Linked DNA regions of Homo sapiens: region 2 is linked to region 1. The links are chromatin contacts, found by Hi-C or POLR2A ChIA-PET in ENCODE. All regions are on one chromosome and are shown on one strand. Each heading gives the region's core, a stretch centred on a gene start or an enhancer-like site at or near the end of the contact. The rest is flanking DNA. Distances are from core to core; before and after follow the strand shown. Region 1 overlaps LOC124900954 (a long non-coding RNA gene). Region 2 has its middle 28 kb from the start of SUB1.

What was found. A loop is a pair of places that touch in the nucleus more often than their neighbours do. ChIA-PET counts read pairs that join two places held with the same protein, here RNA polymerase II (POLR2A). Pooled maps may share reads with other maps.
Region 2: a loop to region 1 is called in a pooled map, with 6 times the contacts of the local background. The contact joins two enhancer-like sites. A Hi-C loop is called at or near these places in 1 of 37 single-sample maps with no recorded cell type and 4 of 50 pooled maps. POLR2A ChIA-PET finds 5 or more read pairs at or near these places in 2 of 52 experiments (H1 and activated T-cell).

Annotation. Positions count from the first base shown.
Region 1 is chr5:32,521,393-32,524,685 of GRCh38, forward strand. All of the region lies in intron 2 of LOC124900954 (a long non-coding RNA gene), which reads left to right. It also overlaps the pseudogene TMEM183AP2. Among named protein-coding and RNA genes, the nearest start is that of SUB1, 63 kb to the right of the region's middle. Within about 2 kb of position 1,504, at least 2 of the 41 ENCODE cell types and tissues checked have a DNase peak (open chromatin) inside an H3K27ac peak, as active enhancers do.
Region 2 is chr5:32,611,741-32,615,033 of GRCh38, forward strand. No RefSeq gene overlaps it. Among named protein-coding and RNA genes, the nearest start is that of SUB1, 28 kb to the left of the region's middle. Within about 2 kb of position 1,516, at least 3 of the 41 ENCODE cell types and tissues checked have a DNase peak (open chromatin) inside an H3K27ac peak, as active enhancers do.

The DNA.
Region 1 (3,293 bases), core at 254-2,753:
CTGTGGGGTGTGACTATAGTCCTGGCTACTTGGGAGGCTGAGGCGGGAGGATTACTTGAGCCCAGGAGTTGGAGGCTGCAGCGAGCTATGATCACACCTATGAATAGCCACTGCACTCCAACTTAGGCAACATAGCAAGACCCTGTCTTTAAAAAAGAGAAAAAGAGATCTTGCCCAAGAGGACTGCCTGAGAGTACGATGGGACACAACAGAGAGACAGTCCGTGTGGAGACGGCCACCCCATGCTAAGGTTGCCAAGGGTGATGAATGACAAACCAAAGCAGAGGCCATTCCCCAACTCCAAGTGAAGAGGAGCAGTCAGACAGCTTCCTGGCCAGCCCATCGGAGTAACCAGGAGAGAAGCATCAGCTCAAATCATTTAACATGTTCAGAGAAACTCCAAGCCTGGAGGGTCAGAAGTCCCAGAAAGTGCGGGCTGTGGAGGAGAGGCTCCCAGAGGAAAAAGAGAAGCAGACAATCACCCTCTCCTTGACTGCATGCTTCTGCCTTGAGCAGGCCACGCTGAGGCAAGTTGACATAAAGTCAAGAGTTCCGATGATTATACTGCATGAGACATATTAATTTATAACATTAGTTTTTCTTGTGGCTGAAAGCAATCAGAATATTTTCTTTCTTATCTTTTTTTTTTGAGATGGAGTTTTGCTCTTGTTGCCCAGGCTGGAGTGCAATGGCGCGATCTCGGCTCACTGCAACCTCCACCTCCCAGGCTCAGATGATTTTCCTGCCCCAGCCTCCCGACTAGCTGGGATTACAGGTACGAGCCACCATGCCTGGCTAATTTTTGTATTTTTAGTAGAGACGGGGTTTCACCATCTTGGCCAGGCTGGTCCTGAACTCCTGGCCTTAAGTGATCTGCCTGCCCTGACCTCCCAAAGTGCTGGGATTATAGGAGTGAGCCACCACGCCTGGCCGCGATCGGAATATTTTTTAACTCTTAGAATTAATGAAAAACTATGGGGTTTGCCCAGGTTTCATACATACATGGGTAAGAACTAGCACCACAGAACATCCATCCGGTGCCTACTCCTCAACACAGATGTAATCTGAATAAATCACTGCAGAGAGCGGTAAGTCCTATGATGAAACAATAGTTCAGATGAGAGATGAAGATGTGAAATCAAGTATATGAGGAAAAGGGGAAAACTTAGGTTTAAAAATCGACGAATTTGGCCAGGCATAGTGGCTCATGGGAGCCTGAGGCGGGAGGATTGCTTAAGCTTAGGAGTTTGAGGCCAGCCTGGGCACAGGGCAAAACCCCGTCTCTACAAAAAATACAAAAAATAGCCAGTTGTGGGAGAGTTAGCGGCCTCCGGTGTGGGAAGGCCACGGAGCCGGGCCGGAGACATGGCCCGGGGGCCCGGCCAGCTAGGCAGGCCTCGCCCCGATACGGTCGCCATGCCCAAGAGAGGAAAGCGACTCAAGTTCTGGGCCCACGACGCCTGCTCTGGACAAGTGACTGAGGTGGATTACGCCAACTCGGATCCAGCGGTCGTGAGGTCTGGATGAGTCAAGAAAGCCTTAGCCAACGCTGTTCAGCAGGAAGTAAAATCTCTTTGTGGCTTGGAAGCCTCTCAGGTTCCTGCAGAGGAAGCTCTTTCTGGGGCTGGTGAGCCCTGTGACATCATCGACAGCGGTGATGAGACGATGCCCAGGAGGAAAGCATCTGTGAGAGAACTGTCTCCAGAAAAAAGAAAAGCAAGAGGCACAAAGAAGAACTGGACGGGGCTGGAGGAGAAGAGTATCCCATGGATATTTGGCTATTGCTGGCCTCCTATATCTGTCCTGAGGACATTGTGAATTTTTCCCTGATTTGTAAGAATGCTCGGACTGTCACTTGCACTGCTGCCTTTTGGACAAGGTTGTACCGAAGGCACTACACGCTGGATGCTTCCCTGCCTTTGCGTCTGCGACCAGAGTCAATGGAGAAGCTGCGCTGTCTCCGGGCTTGTGTGATCCGATCTCTGTACCATATATGTATGAGCCATTTGCTGCTCCAATCTCCAAGAATCCAAGCACCCCCAGCACATTAAAGAATTCCAAATGCTTACTTTTCTGGTGCAGAAATATTGTTGGGAACAGACAGGAACCAATGTGGAAATTCAACTTCAAGTTAAAAAAACAGGTTAAAGAGCAAGTGTACAGGAGGATTGCAGCCCCCTGTTCAGTACGAAGATGTTCATACCAATCCACACCGGGACTGCTGCCTACTGCAGGCCACCACCCTCAATTTCATCTTCATTCCGATTGTCATGAGAATGATATTTACTCTCTTTACTATCAATGTGAGCAAGGACATACGGCATCATTGAGTGAGACTGGTGTTTCAAGATTCCCCTGTCCATGGTGGTCGGAAACTGTGCAGTGAACAGGGTGTGCAAGTCATCCTGGACCCAGTGCACAGCTTTCGGCTCTTTGACTGATGGCACCCTCAGTACCCATTCTCCCTGAGAGCGTAGTTACTGCTTCCCATCCCTTGGGGGCAGCCCCGATTCTAGTCCATTAGTAATCAGATTCCAGTTTGGACAGGGCGGCTGGATTATATATCTGGTTAGTAATGTACATGCTCTTCAGGTTCTAGGGCTCCTGTTAGGGGAGGGAGAAATGTTGAATCAAGAGGGAAAACAACTACTATGATTTATAAACATATTTTAATGTAAAAATTTGCATTAAAAAAATAGCCAGTTGTGGTGTCGTGTGCCTGTAGTCCCAGCTATTTGGGAGGCTGAGGTGGGAGGATTGTTTGAGTCTGGGAGGACCAGGCTGCAGTGAGCCGAGATCGCCCCAGTGTACTCTGGCCTAGGCAGCAGAGTGAGATCCTGTCTCAAAGAAAGAAAGAAAAAAATGGACAAATTTGAGCAGCAGATTAGATGTGGGAAGTAACAAAGAAGGAGACATCAGAGATGACTTTAAGTGTCTAATTTGGGAGATCAGGTGACTGATTGTCATTAACAGCTGAAGGAAGGAGGGAGGAGCAGATATTGGTGGAGGAAAGGAAGATACAAAGTTTTTTTTTTTTTTTTTTTTGAGACGGAGTCTCGCTCTGTTGCCCAGACTGGAATGCAGTGGTGCGATCTAAGCTCACTGCAAGCTCCGCCTCCCGGGTTCACAACATTCTCCTGCCTCAGCCTCCTGAGTAGCTGGGACTACAGGCACCCGCCACCACGCCTGGCTAATTTTTTGTACTTTTAGTAGAGACGGGGTTTCACTGTGTCAGCCAGGATGGTCTCCATCTCCTGAACTTGTGATCCGCCTGCCTCGGCCTCCTAAAGTGC
Region 2 (3,293 bases), core at 266-2,765, 90 kb after region 1:
CTTGGTTATTTTTAATGTGTTTGGTCTTTCTTGCCCTATGAGGCCTCTAAAAACAGTCATGGCAGTGACCAGAAACAACTGTTAAAATCATCAACTAGCAAAAAAATCCAAGAAAGAAGGGATCTTCACAGTTTGACCCCCCGATTTAATAGGCAAACTTGTATCTATTCCAAGGCTACATGATCTCTTTGTGTTGTCTCACTACCAAAGATGATCAAGATTATCAGTAGGAACATGAGGTTATTGGCAATAACTAGGGCTACTGCCTATCTCCACGCAGGGATGATTTCCAGTGGCTGCTGTTCCACTGCATTCTCCTTGACAGAGTGGGTATTCATTCCTAGCACGTTCAACCCCAAGCAAAACAAGGTCAGAGTTGGATGGGGAGATTTACAAGTTTTTGAGGACTTGGGCTGACAAACTTGAAGAATGGCCAGAGCAAACTCTCGAGGCAGGTACACAAGTTGGAAATCAGACTTCTAGTCACAAGTGGCAGGCCTGGAAACCTTGACAAGTCATCTCAAGGGATGATGTCGACCTTGGCCGTAGACAGGTCTGCATTCTTGATGTCAACCTTGGCCATAGGTCTGCATTCTTGTGGTCTGCCCTTGGCCATAGACGGGTCTGCATTCTTCTTGCTGTCTGCCCCAGTGGTGCAAAAGTCTTAGAGGGGGAAGAACGTATTGAAAGCTAAAGGCTTTGACAATTTATGTGTTGGTGATAAGCTGGTCTTTGTTAGCACTGTCCTAGTGAGGCTGAAGGAATAAGTTTCTCTGCTGAACTTTCACATAGGTTGTAGCTGTGGCAGGGCTCATCAGGGTTGGATTCTCAGATCTCTTAATGGAAAGCTTTGATATATTTCATGTGTGTTTTTAAATAGCATTCAATGTATGTTTAAATATAGGAGTGTCCTGTGAGTGGCTCCCGGGGAGCAGCCGGAAGTGTTGTACTCGGCTGTCTATTGTGTGTGGGAGAGTCTTTCTGTTGACTGTGGATCTCATATTTATGAGGACTGCATGCAAGGATTGCCTCTCGAGGTCTCGTTTATAGATTGATATCAGCCAGGTATTTTTCAGAATTCTGTTCTGCCATTCCACTGCCCTCCTGATTCTGGGAGATGTGGGCATTGAAAAGACTTTGTAGATTTCCTTTATAATTTGGCCCGGATGTGGTTGGCTCCTGTCACTATTATTGAACAAAGGCTCTCAAATAGTCTTCTTGATATAACAATAGTTGTAACAGCTTTGGTGTTTAGAGATTACTTCTATTCAGCTGGGAAGCCTCCCAACAATAGGCAAAACATGAAAATGTCTTCATTTGTGTAAGTCAACTTCAATTATTTATAGATGTCCCCTACAAAGGAGAGTGAGTTGCCTTCTCTGTGGACTTGATAGATAGGAAAGGTCTGACAATTCTGCCCGTCTACACTGGAAAAGCGCCTTATCACTTATACACTGCCAAGCGCCTTATGACCAGCGTGCCATTGCAAAGATCACGCAACCAGCCAGGAAGAAGATCCTTGGGCGCCACCTAGTGTCCATCTCGGGAATATCAAAGGCGACTGCATTGCTTCTCAAATTGTGGTTATTTCCAATGGGTTGTGGATCACTACTTTTGTTAAATACAAATAAATGATTAGAAAAGCGTATAAAAATACAAAATACAAGTCTGAATGTTTTATTATTAGATTTAGCAATAATATTTTAATAAATCAAAAAACGTGAAGAAAAAGTAAAAACTGCACAATGTTCATTATCAGTATAAACAAAACTAAACAAAGAGTGAAATGGTGGAAATAGCCATTGAAATACCCACATTAAATACCTAGACTAGTTTTGAACAACATGATATATATCAATATTTAGTTTTTAATGTGATAAATGAACTTGTTTCTTGTTAAAACTTAACTAGATTGAGTTGATGACAGTCACAGGGGATAGTGTCTATCTAAACTGTTTCTATGTTTTGTTTTAATAATATGTATAGTAAATAAACCAGCTCACAGGGAAATATTATCAAGGGTGGGGGAAGATACTTTATTTTATTTTTTGAAACAAGGTCTCACTCTGTCACCCAGGCTGGAGTACAGTGGCTTGGTCATAGCTCACTATAGTCTTGAACTCCTAGGCTCAAGTGATTCCCCCACCTCAGCCTCCCAAGTAGCTGGAACTACAGATGCATGCCATCATTGCTTTTTTTTTTTTTGACTTTTTGTAGAGATGGGGGTCTTGCTATGTTACCTGGACAGGTTTTGAGCTCCTGGGCTCAAGCAATTCCCCAGCCTTGGCCTCCCAAAGCGTTAGGATTACAGGTGTGAGCCACCATGCTCAACCAGGATATTAATTTTTAACTTTTATATAAAATAAAGTGAGGCTATATTTTCTAGTATTTTTCTTCAATCCTTCATAAATAGCCAACTCTAACAATTGGCTGAGCATGGCCAATTGGAATGCCATCAGTGAAGTATTTCCAAAAGCACTATTCTAAACACAATCCAAACTTGATTTCTTCAACAGTGGGATTGTGAGTTTACCAGGAACATGAAGAAAGGTTATCTGGCAGTGTTAGTGCACATTTGGTAGCGTTTGTTAGTGTTAGTGTTAGTGCAGGCTAATACTCACTATGTGCATGGAGGCTTCATAGGTCCAGTCGGCGGGCGTGGACTTCAAATAATCTCCACCTCCCGGGTTCAAGCGATTCTCCTGCCTCATCCTCCAGAGTAGCTGGGATTACAGGTGTGTGCCACCTTGCCTGGCTAATTTTTGTATTTTTAGTAGAGATGGGGTTTCGCCATGTCGGCCAGGCTGGTCTCAAACTCCTGGGCTCAAGGGATCCACCTGCCTCAGCCTCCCAAAGTGCTGGGATTACAGGCGTGAGTCACCGCGCCTGGCCAAGTTCTTTTTGTTTTGAAATAACTTCAGACTTTAAAGAAAAGTGTAGAAACAGTACAAAGGATTTCTGTAAGTACTTCACTCAAATTCCTACTTCACTCAAATTGTTAATATCTTATGTAACCACAGTACAATTATCAAATGCAGGAAACTAACATTGATACAATTATCTAATGGTACCAATTTTACAACTGTCCCACCAGTATCCTCATTTTTGGTCTCAGATCCAATCCAGAATCTCCCATTGTGTGTTTTTTTTTTTTTTTTTTTTTTTTTTTTTGAGATGGAGTCTCACTCTGTCGCCCAGGCTGGAGTGAAATGGCAGGATCTCGGCTCACTGCAACCTCCACCTCCAGTTTTCAAGAAATTCTCCTGCCTCAGCCTCCTGAGTAGCTGGGATTA